2 separate regions of the Homo sapiens genome follow, and region 2 is linked to region 1. Evidence: chromatin contacts called from ENCODE POLR2A ChIA-PET data. All regions are on one chromosome and are shown on one strand. Each heading gives the region's core, a stretch centred on a gene start or an enhancer-like site at or near the end of the contact. The rest is flanking DNA. Distances are from core to core; before and after follow the strand shown. Region 1 has its middle 17 kb from the start of CGN. Region 2 holds the start of TNFAIP8L2 (TNF alpha induced protein 8 like 2).

Region 1 (5,839 bases), core at 2,285-4,784:
CTGCCTTGGCCTCCCAAAGTGCTGGGATTACAGGCGTGAGCCACCGTGCCCGGCCTACAGTCTTTTGTTATAATGTTAGGACACTTTAGGATTCAGAGGCCGGCCTCAGAAAGCAGACTTTCTTGCTATCTGACTTTCTCCCGCTCTTATTTATTTATTCATTTATTTATGTTTTGAGATAATGTCTCACTCTGTTGCCCAGGTTGAAGTGCATTGGTGTAATCACTGCTCACTGCAGCTTTGATCTCCTGTACTCAATCAATCCTCCCACCTCAGGCTCCTGAGTAGCTGGGACTACAAGTGTGCACCACCATGTCCGGCTAATTTTTTATTTTTTGTAGAGACACTCTCCCTATGTTGCCCAGGCTGGTCTTAAACTCATGAGCTCAAGCAATCCACCTGCTTCGGCCTTCCAAAGTGTGGGAATTACAGGCATGAGCCACCACACCGGGCCTTCCTGTTCTCATTGCACCTGCCAGATGCAGGACTCTAATCTGATTGTGAGTCATAAGACCCTGATTGCAGAGAGGGTCCTACCCCGTAGCCTGGAGGAAGGAAGGCTGCATAGAGAGACCAAGAAGAATCTAACAGACATGCATCTCTCCATTCACATCCTCTGTCATATCCTTTCTAATAAGCTGGTAAACGAAGTGTCTCCCTTAGTTCTGTGAGCTGCTCTAGCAAATGAATTGAGTCCAAAGAGGGGGCTGTAGGAGCCCCAACTTGAATCTGCTGGGTCAGAAATTCTGGAGTCTTGGGTTTTGACTGGTGTCTGAATGGGGTGGGTGGGGGCAGTTTTGGGGTTTGAGCCCTCAACCTGTGGCCTCTTGGTAGATGGTGTCAGAATCGAATTAGAGGACACCCAGCTGGTGTCTGCTGCAGAACTGATTGCTTGTTTGCTGGTGGGGAGAAATCCTCCATATTTGGTCACAGGAGTCTTCTGTCTGTGTTGATTGTTACTGTTGAGTGAGATAACAGGAACAAACACTCTGAGTTTGTGTGTTTTCCCACACACAAGATCCCTATCTCCATTCTCCCTCCTGCTTCAGTCTTCCTTCTCTGAGGTTCTCAGATGCCCTCCCACCTCCTATATCCCCTCCAGTGTCCTGCACTTTCCTTCTTTGCCCTCTGACTTGAACCTAACAATGGTAAGTTTTCTTTGAAGTCTGATGCTACTTTCTAGCCTTGCTTGCCAAAGGTTGAGATTACCCCCACCTATGGCCATAAACTTGTTTTGTATCTATTAATTTATTTAAATTTCTTTCCTATTTAGGGTAGCTGGCAGGTATTATTAGTACCGAGTCTCCAGTGCAACTCTAAGCAAGAAGTTGCTCCTTCTAATACTGGGGACTGCAGGCCGGGCGCGGTGGCTCACGCCTGTAATCCCAACACTTTGGGAGGCCAAGGCGGGCAGATCACAAGGTCAGGAGAATGAGACCATCCTGCTAACACGGTGAAACCCCGTCTCTACTAAAAATACAAAAAATTAGCCAGGCGTGGTGGTGGGTGCCTGTAGTCCCAGCTACTCAGGAGGCTGAGGCAGGAGGATGGTGTGAACCCGGGAGGTGGAGCTTGCAGTGAGCCGAGATCACGCCACTGCACTCCAGCCTGGGCAACAGAGTGAGACTGCGTCTCAAAAATATATATATATATTGGGGGCTGCAAAAAGTAAAGACAGGGAATTTGAGAAGGAGTGCTGGTATACGGGGGAAGTTACTTTGCTTGGTTTGTCTGTGTCCTAAGTAGAGATGAGACGTACAAGTGCAAAAGTTCTGGAGAAAGTTAAATACTGATTCAGTACATGGATGAGAGGTCGGTGTTTAAAATGGAGATTTGAAAGTTGTCTGCTTTTGGAGGTGGCAGGAGAAAGCATGAGAGTGAATGAGCCACTGAAGGGGAAGAGTGGAGGGCAGAGGAAAGGAAAGAGCTTTTTCACAGCTATGGGGAATAGCTGAGAAAGGAAAAAAGTACCCACAGGGACAGGGGAGGGCTAGAGCTGTAGAAAATAATAGAGCAGTGGTATAGAAATCCAAGGAGAAAAGAGTGTGAAAAAATAGGGAGCAGAAGCACAAGAGACATCCGGTAGAAGGAGGACTCAGAAAAGCCTTCAGTTTCCAAGCTCAACTGCAGGTGAGGGACAAGGGAACTTGGAATTACTGCATATAAACTGCTTGAAGATGGTGAATAGAAAGGAAAGAAATATGGCCAGGTGCGGTGACTCACACCTGTAATTCCGGCACTTTGGGAGGCTGAGGCGGGCAGATCTCCTGAGGTCAGGAGTTCAAGACCAGCCTGGACAACATGATGAAACATCATCTCTACCAAAAATACAAAAGTTAGCCGGGTGTGATGGCACACACCTGTAGTCCCAGCTACTTGGGAGGCTGAGGTAGGAGAATCTCTTGAACCCAGGAGGTGGGCCAAGATTGCGCCACTGCACTCCAGCCTGGGCGACGGAGCAAGACTCTGTCTCAAAAAAAAAAAAAAAAAAAAAAAAAAAAAGCAGAGCAGCTACAAGTTACAAGTTGCAAAAGGGTTAGGATAAGGATAAGATTCTTCTCTACACCTTTTTGAGGGCAGAAGGTAACTCAGATGTTACTTCCAGAAGGTGGAATTAAGATGTTGGCCTTTAGTTTCCTCACTCAGTAGGAAGTAAGCTCATGAAGGCAGGGATTGCTGCCTATTGTTGACTTCTGCTATATTCCAAGAGCCTAGAACAGTGCCTGGTACCTGGTAGGTGTTCGATAAATATTGCTGAATAATAGAGCTCAGGAATTAAGTCTAGACACTAGGAAGAGAGGCTGGCTGTAGAATAAGGATACACTGGGTGTGGTGGCTCATACCTGTAATCCTAGCACTTTGGGAGGCCGAGGTGGGAAGATCACTTAAGGCCAGGAGTTCGGGATCAGCCTGAGCAACATAATGAGCCCCCATCTGTACCAAAAAAAAAACAAAAAAACTAAAAACATTTTTTATCTATATAATTTTCTTTTTTTTGAAATAGAGTCTCACTCTGTTGTGCAGTGGCACGATCTTGGCTCACTGCAACCTCTGCCTCCGAGTTCAGGTGATTCTCCCACCTCAGCCTCCTGAGTAGCTGGGATTACAGGTGCACGCCACCATGTCCAGCTAATTTTTGTAGTTTTAGTATACAGGGTTTTGCCATGTTGGCCAGGCTGGTCTCGAACTCCTGACCTCAAGTGATCCACCTGCCTCAGCCTCCCAAAGTGCTGGGATTACAGGCATAAGCCACCACATCTGGCAAATATATTTTTAAAAAATAGAATTAGGGATAAGTATCTCTTTCTTTTAGACCATGAGGAAGATTTATGAGCTAGAGGTAAGGAAGAGACTTAGGCCTGCTAGCTCTGGGCTGAATGCTATGGTACCCAGTGAGTTTAGACTATTGGAGGGCAGGCCTGTTAGGGGACTGAGGTCAGAAATCCCCTCCTGCTTCCATATAGGCAGCCAAGAGCTGGCCTGGGACACCAGCTGGGTGCTTTTCCCAGCCGTTTGCATTCCAGCCTGTATACAATGAAGAAAGAGTGACAGTGTGGTGACATGATTTAGGTTAATGAGCTACTGATCACCTGCCAAGTGGGTGGGAAGTTTTTTTTTTTTTCTGCCCACTTCTGTAGAAAAAATTTTTTATGAATGACTCATCTTGTCTCATTACTCAGAGTACAAATTTGTGAGCTGGTAATAAGAGGTCAAAACCTAAGGAGAACATATCCACCCCCACTCTCCAACACCCAGTTTCTGGTAGATGGATATGCTCATTATCTTGATTGTGGTAAAAATTTCATGGATGCATACATATGTCAGAACTATCAAATTGCACACTTTACATTTGTGCAGTTTACTGTTTGTCAGTTACACCTCAGTAGGGCTGTTTATGAAAAGGAAAAATCTTATATGTAAACTTTTTATAATCACAGAGTTTGGATACTTAATTTATTAACTTGCACATATAAATTTATCTAATTCATCTTTGCAGTCAAAGAGAAAGTCATTTCTAGAAAAAAAAAAACTGAATAATCATTTTGGGGAAAACAAAGGACAGCCTAGGGAGACTAGATACAAAGAGTGTCATTGTAGAATTTCTAGCCACACACCAGAATAAACTAGCCTCTCCCACTCCTGAGGGGAGAAATGAGGAAAAAGTCTTTGCTTAGCTGGAGTGAGAATGTTGCATTCTTTTGTAAGCTTTTTGTAATTCTTTGTTTATCTAGTTGACTTTCTCCTTGAGACCAGCCTTTCCTTCTCCGCTTCAATCTACAGGAAATCCTCCCTCTCCTATAGAGAGAAAGACAACTTTCTCCTAGGGAAGCCAGTTGTTCTGCCACTCTGCTGGCCCGAGGCTTCTATTTCTTAGTCCCCCTGATGTGCTACAAAACTTGAGAGACACAAATCTATCAAGTCTCTCAACTCCCTTATTCTAAAATGATACAGGCACATGCCACCATGCCCGGCTACTTTTTGTACTTTTTGTAGAGATGGGGTCTCACTACGTTGCCCAGAATGGTCTTAAACTCCTGACCTTAAGCAATCCCTGCACCTTGACCTCCCAAGTTCTGGGATTACATGCATGAGCCACTGCACTCAGGCATAAATTTGTGTTTTTTAAGCCACTAAATTTGTGGTACTTTGTTATAGCAGCCATAGAAACTAATACAAACGTTACCTGACACACAGTAGATAATCAATAAGCATTTGTTACTTGACCAACTTATATCTGGTACTTCAGCCAATAATAAAAATAATACTTCACGCCAGGAGCAGTGGCTCACGCCTGTAATCCCAGCACTTTGGGAGGCCAAGGCGGGTGGATCACGAGGTCAGGAGAAGCAGACCATCCTGGCTAACAGGGTGAAACCCCATATCTACTATAATTACAAAAAATTAGCTGGACATGGTGGCGGGCGCCTGTAGTCCCAGCTACTTGGGAGGCTGAGGCAGGAGAATTGCTTGAACCCAGGAGGCAGAGGTTTCAGTGAGCCGAGATCGTGCCACTGCACCCCAGCCTGGGCGACAGAGTGAGACTCCATCTCAAAAAAAAAAACAAAACACACACACAAAAAACTAAAAACCTTCACAATAGCAAAATGTGTTTAAATTCTTAATCTCATTTTGTTGTCACACTTATTAGCCTTACTTTATAGATAAGGAAATGGAAAATCAATTGCCCAAAGTCATATATATATATATATATATATATATATATATATATATATATATATATGTATTTTTTTTTTTTTTTTTTTGAGACAGTCTCGCTCTGTCACCCAGGCTGGAGTACAGTGGCATGATCTTAGCTCACTGCAACCTCTGCCTCCTGGGTCCAAGTGATTCTCCTGCCTCAGCCTCCCAAGTAGCTGGGATTACAGGTGCCAGCCACCATGCCCAGCTAATTTTTGTTATTTTCAGTAGGGATGGGGTTTCACCATGTTAGCCAGGCTGACCTTGAACTCCTGACCTCAGGTGATCCACCCGCCTTGGCCTCCCAAAGTGCTGGGATTACAGATGTGAGCCACCACTCCCGGCTGAAATCCCATATATTTTAAGAAGCAAAAAGTAGATTTAGAACTGACATCCTAGTTTTCTCTTTTAATGACATTGTGTCAACAATAAATGACATGTAAAAAAAATCACTCACAATCCTTTGACTCTATTTAATAGATCAACCAGTTTTATTTTTCCATGTCTTCAAGGTCTCATCCATACAAATACACATTAAAAATATTTATGCCAGGCCAGGTGCGGTGGCTCACGCCTGTAATCCCAGCACTTTGGGAGGCCAAGACGGGTGGATCACGAGGTCAGGAGATGGAGACCATCC
Region 2 (5,839 bases), core at 1,314-3,813, 340 kb before region 1:
ACTTTATTCTTTCAGCACATATTTATTGACCACAGTATGTGCCAAGCACTGTGTAGACACTAAAAGATAATCTGAGCTTAGTGGGTAGACAGTTAATAAAATCACAAATTACAGACGGGCGCTATGGCTCATGCCTGTAATCCCAGCACTTTGGGAGGCCAAGATGGGCAGATAGCCTGAGGCCAGGAGTTCGAGACCAGCCTGGCCAACATGGCGAAACCCTGTCTCTACTAAAAATTCAAAAATTAGTCAGGTGTGGTGGCAGTGTAATCCCAGCTGCTCAGGAGGCTGAGGCAGGAGAATCACTTGAACCTGGGAGGCAGAGGTTGCAGTGAGCTGAAATCGCATCACTGCACTCCAGCCTGGGTGACAGGGACAGAGCAAGACTCTGTCAAAAAAAAAAAGAAAGAAAGAGAGAGAGAGAGGAAGGAAGGGAGGGAGGGAGGGGAGTCTGAAGCTGGAGAGGAAAACAGGTAAAGACTAGGTAGCAGAATTCTGAATCCAGAAGTTATTATTGTATTTGCATCTTCTTATATTTTTATTCCCTTTATTCTTTTTCTTTTTTCTTTTCTTTTTTTGGAGACCGAGTCTCACTCTATCACCAGGCTGGAGGGCAGAGGCGCGATCTCGGCTCACTACAACCTCTGCCTCCCTGGTTCAAGCGAATCTCCTGCCTCAGCTTCCCGAGTAGCTGGGACTACAGGCATGTGCCATCATGCCCAGCTAATTTTTGTATTTTTAGTAGAGATGGGGTTTCACCATGTTAGCCAGGATGGTCTTGATCTCCTAACCTCGTGATCCGCCCACCTCGGTGTCCCAAAGTGCTGGGATTACAGGTGTGAGCCACCATGCCCAGCCGAGACAGGGTTTCACCACGTTGGCCAGGCTGGTCTCAAACTTCTGACCTCAGGTGATCCACCCACCTTGGCTTCCCAAAGTGCTGGGATTACAGTCATGAGCCACCGCGCCCGGCCTGGGGCAACTTTTTTAAAGTTTGCCATGATCTGATCTTTTTCCTTCTTCACTTATCTCTCAAACAACTTACATTCCAGACATAAATCACCACTTCCTGAGAACGTCCTGTATTTTGTTTTTTTCCTGCATGTGCTTATGCCGTCCCCATCATCTGGGACTTCTTCCCCATCTCTGGCTATTAAGTAGTTGAATCTATCTTTCCAAGTCTACCTCTTCAGCCCTATCATAATTAAGCTTCTTTACTCTCAAAATTATTTAAATCTCCATTAAAGTTAATGGCATTGTTTGACTAGTATTACTGTTCTTTATGTTTAAGCTTATTTCCCTCGCCAGATTCCCCATAAGATTCTTGATAGCAAGTGTTTTTGTCTCATTCAACAACTGTGACTTCCAGGATGGGTGCAGTGGCTCACGCCTGTAATCCCAACACTTTGGGAGACTAAGGTAGGAGGATTGCTTGAGCTTAGAAGTTCAGCCTGGGCAACATAGTTAGACCCTCCTCTCTACAAAAAAAAGGAAGGCTTGTGAGCCTCTGGTCCCAGCTACTTGGGAGGCTGAAGTAGGAAGAGCTCTTGAGCCCAGGAGGTCAAGGCTGCAGTCAGCTGTGATGATGCCACTGCACTGTGGCCTGGGCGACAGAGTGAGACCCTATCTCAAAAACAAAACAACAAACAAACAAACAAAACCCAATTGTGGCTTCCCCTCATTTTGTATCCCTTTAGCAGCTACAAAGTAGCTACTACAGTAGCCTACTCAGTAGGCCCTGCGGGGTGCGTTGGCTCACACCTGTAATCCCAGCACTCTGGAAGGCCAAGGTGGATCACCTGAGGTCAGGAGTTCAAGACGATCCTGGCCAACATGGTGAAACCGTCTCTACTAAAAATACAAAATAAGCCAGGCATGGTGGCACAGGCCTGTAATTTCAGCTACTTGGGAGGTTGAGGCAGGAGAATCACTTGAACCCGGGAGGCAGAGGTTGCAGTGAGCCGAGATCACCCCATTGCACTCCAGCCTGGGCAACAAGAGCAAAACTCTGTCTCAAAAAAAAAAAAAAAAAAAAAAAAAAAGGCAACTCAGTAGGCTTGTTCCTCTACGCTAGTGATTCAGTGCTGTGCTGGCACCTGCTGGTCACCTGTGGTGCAGCAGCCCTGGTCCCAGCACCTTCCTCCCTTCAGTATTAAGGGTTGTGACAGTCTGTGCTCTTACCTGGCAATCACTGGAATAATATATTAAATACTTGCCCCACAGCACCACCTTTCAATCTTCAGAACTTTTCCCACTGACCTCCTACCCCAGAAATTTGGGCTTTACATCCTTCCCAGTACTGTAGAAATGTAAGGACAGGATCTTCAGGAACTGGGCAGCAAGAAAAGAAAGAAGCAATTTGAGAGTGGAGGATGCAAATCCCTTTCCCCCCTTCAAAGAATTGAGACTATTTCCAACAGAATTCCACTCTTTTTGACCTTTGTCTTATTTCTAGGTTGCTCTTGGGCCATAGGCCTTCTTGGTGACAGAAGTGATGAACCGGAGGTTAAGCAGAGAGTAGGTAGGCGGGGCTCAAGGGGTGGGGCCAAGCCAAAGGGCTCTCACACTAAGTGAAGCTTCTCCATTCTGTAAGCTTTCCGGGAACATCCAAGGCAAGACTGGCACCCAGCACAGCAGGTGAGGGACCGGCAGTGACAGAATGGTAGACTTTAGGGGTAATGGTGGCAGAGGAATCTCTAGCTCTTTCAGTCTTAGCTTTTCATATTGTGAAACTCTCGCTTGTACAATTCTTGGGTCCTTTGTAGAGCTTAGCTTAGTTTTTCTGGTGGCAAGGCAGCCTCTGAAAGACCTGGTTTTGGATGCGGTGGGGGCAGGGCTGAGGGATGCAGGTGGATCCACATCCATATGGATGTGTGCGAAATGCAAGGAAATCTTAGGAAACAAGGAGATAGATGGGTAAGGGCCAGAGGGAGAGTATGGCCAGGCCAGAGGATCATAGGGAGGACCCAGACAAGAGAAAAAGGGAGACTGAAACAGGGAGAGAGGGAGAAGACAGCGGAATAAATGTGAGACGGCAATGGGGGCAATGGAGAGCTGGGTAACAGGAAGGCCAAGGAGGAAGGAAGGCTCACATGGAGCAATCTCCTCTTCCGGCTGGGGAGCATGGTCCAGAAAGCCCCAAGGCAAGCTGGGAGCAAAGCAAGGTTCAGGTTTCCACTGGAAGGATTCAGCTGGGGAAAAAAACCCCCACAGTCTCCACCTCCTCTGCCTCTTCAGACTCCCATTTTGGTTTGGGGGAGAGGGCGAGGCTGCTCCTCACTGCGGTCACAGCCACATCCTGCAGAGCAGAGGAGGGGGAAGTAAGAAGCAAAACAACCAGAAGAACCACAGGCGAAGACCATGGGGAGAGAACCCTGGACACATGGAGCTGATATGCCACCAAGAGGGTCCTGAGTTCAGTGTAGCAGAAGGCTCAGACCTTCAGGACTGCCTGCCCTTCTTGAGGTGTTGGCTTCTCGTGCTTCCTCAGTGTGCTTTAACCACACTGGGAGCATTCCGGGGAAGGAGGTTTCTCTGGATTATTTGGTTTGAAGCCCATCTTTATAATTTACTAGTGACTTTGGCCAAATTGCTATATTTCTCTTCGCTTCAGTTTTCTCATTGCAAAATGGGGATACCTACCCTAACCTTACACAGGATTGGGAAGGCTAAGATGACTGACGTAAAGCACTTGCATATAGTAGGTTCTCAGTAAATGTTAGTTATTACTCCTATTAGGATTCCTGGGATGCTTATGCTTCTTACTTTAAAGGAAGTATAGTGCACTAGCTGCCACTGGCTTTGGGGGCCAAAAAATGAGTTGCGTTTGATCTTGGGTAAATTACTTAATGTAAGTATCATTTGCTTAGCTGTAAAACAAGGATGGTAATATCTATGCCACACAGACATATGGCACAGAGTCAGTGTCCAAAAATGGTAGCTGTAAGAATTCTGTCAGGCTGGGCGTGGTGGCTCACGCCTGTATTCCCGGCACTTTGGGAGGCCGAGGTGGGCAGATCATGAGGTCAGGAGTTCGAGACCAGTCTGGCCAACATGGTGAAACGCTGTCTCTACTAAAAATACAAAAATTAGCCGGGCGTGGTGGTGGGTGCCTGTAATCCCAACTACTTGGGAAGCTGAGGCAGGAGAATAGCTTGAACCCGGGAGGTGGAGGTTGCAGTGAACAGAGATCACACCACTGCACTCCAGCCTGGGTGACAAAGCAAGACTCCGTCTCAAAAAAAAAAAAAAAAAGAATTATCTGTCAGGTAAGCCCTGTCTTCACTGCAGCAGCAACAGCCTACTTCCCCTTGAGATGTAACTTGTGCTAGGCTAGCCTCCCGTGTGCCCACATTCCTCCAGCCGGGGCTATCGCCACTCCCGTGGGCTGTTTTGGAGTCAAGATTTGCTACAGCACTAAGGGGAAAAAGCAGGCAGGAGCAAGGCATAGAGGACTGAGGGGCCCCAGGGGGCGGAGAGGATGACAAACAAAGATGATGATGACATGGAAACTAAAGAAGCAACAGAAAAGGGAAAAGCCATTTCTCTCTTTCTAAGGAAGCCTGTGGCCTTTCTTCTAGTGACTGACCACATACCCCACTCTCCAGGACCCATGGAGTCCTTCAGCTCAAAGAGCCTGGCACTGCAAGCAGAGAAGAAGCTACTGAGTAAGATGGCGGGTCGCTCTGTGGCTCATCTCTTCATAGATGAGACAAGCAGTGAGGTGCTAGATGAGCTCTACCGTGTGTCCAAGGAGTACACGCACAGCCGGCCCCAGGCCCAGCGCGTGATCAAGGACCTGATCAAAGTGGCCATCAAGGTGGCTGTGCTGCACCGCAATGGCTCCTTTGGCCCCAGTGAGCTGGCCCTGGCTACCCGCTTTCGCCAGAAGCTGCGGCAGGGTGCCATGACGGCACTTAGCTTTGGTGAGGTAGACTTCACCTTCGAGGCTGCTGTTCTGGCTGGCCTGCTGACCGAGTGCCGGGATGTGCTGCTAGAGTTGGTGGAACACCACCTCACGCCCAAGTCACATGGCCGCATCCGCCACGTGTTTGATCACTTCTCTGACCCAGGTCTGCTCACGGCCCTCTATGGGCCTGACTTCACTCAGCACCTTGGCAAGATCTGTGACGGACTCAGGAAGCTGCTAGACGAAGGGAAGCTCTGAGAGCCCTGAGCCTAGCACATTCCACCTTGACAAAATGGTTGACTGAGAAAACACAGATAATGGGCTTCCTAACCCTGCTCACCTGGCACTAACACTTTTCAATCTTCAGGCTTCATTCCTTCCCAAGAGTGCTTTTGACTCTGAGACCAGCCCACCCCCAAACAGCTAGTGGAGAAGGAGCAATGCTGAGGGGTGAGGCCTCTCTCCCACTCCAGCCCCAGGACAGGAAACAGAACTGCCTGAAAAAGGTGAAGTGAAACTTGGATCTCTATTTCTCCCATAAGGGACTTCTGAAACAGGGAAGCCCCCTCCCATGTGAACCAAGGAAAGGAGGCACAGCCCAGAGAACCCCTTTGGGGATACTAAAGACAGAAGAGGGGAAGGTGGCCCTTAGAGACAGAGCTTGGACAGATGCCAGAGGCTCTGTTCCAGAGTGCAGGAAGAAGGGGCTAGGGCAGGGGAGATTCTCATAGGGGAAATAAAACTACTAAAATATGCACAGGGCTCAATGTTTAATCTGTCCAGCTTCGTATACCTTATAATCATCACAGAAGAAAGGAGGTATATAAACATTACTTATCTCACCTCTCATCATTTCCAAACAGGAGACTGAGGCAGATTTCCATTATTACTGAGGTTCCCTTACCTACTTCTGTTTAAGAAACAAAACAA

The links. ChIA-PET counts read pairs that join two places held with the same protein, here RNA polymerase II (POLR2A).
Region 2: POLR2A ChIA-PET joins it to region 1 with 15 read pairs in PC-3. The contact joins the promoter of TNFAIP8L2 here to the enhancer-like site in region 1. POLR2A ChIA-PET finds 5 or more read pairs at or near these places in 3 of 52 experiments (PC-3, activated CD4-positive, alpha-beta T cell and activated T-cell).

Annotation. Positions count from the first base shown.
Region 1 is chr1:151,491,362-151,497,200 of GRCh38, forward strand. No RefSeq gene overlaps it. Among named protein-coding and RNA genes, the nearest start is that of CGN, 17 kb to the right of the region's middle. Within about 2 kb of position 3,535, at least 4 of the 41 ENCODE cell types and tissues checked have a DNase peak (open chromatin) inside an H3K27ac peak, as active enhancers do; they include PC-3, where a contact is called at or near this core.
Region 2 is chr1:151,154,086-151,159,924 of GRCh38, forward strand. It overlaps TNFAIP8L2 (TNF alpha induced protein 8 like 2), which reads left to right and starts at 2,564. Exons shown (of 2, transcript NM_024575.5): 1 at 2,564-2,637; 2 at 4,581-5,664. The coding sequence starts at 4,613. The coding sequence ends at 5,167. It overlaps TNFAIP8L2-SCNM1 (TNFAIP8L2-SCNM1 readthrough), which reads left to right and starts at 2,564. Exons shown (of 7, transcript NR_144937.2): 1 at 2,564-2,637. It overlaps LYSMD1 (LysM domain containing 1), which reads right to left. Exons shown (of 3, transcript NM_212551.5): 3 at 5,663-5,839.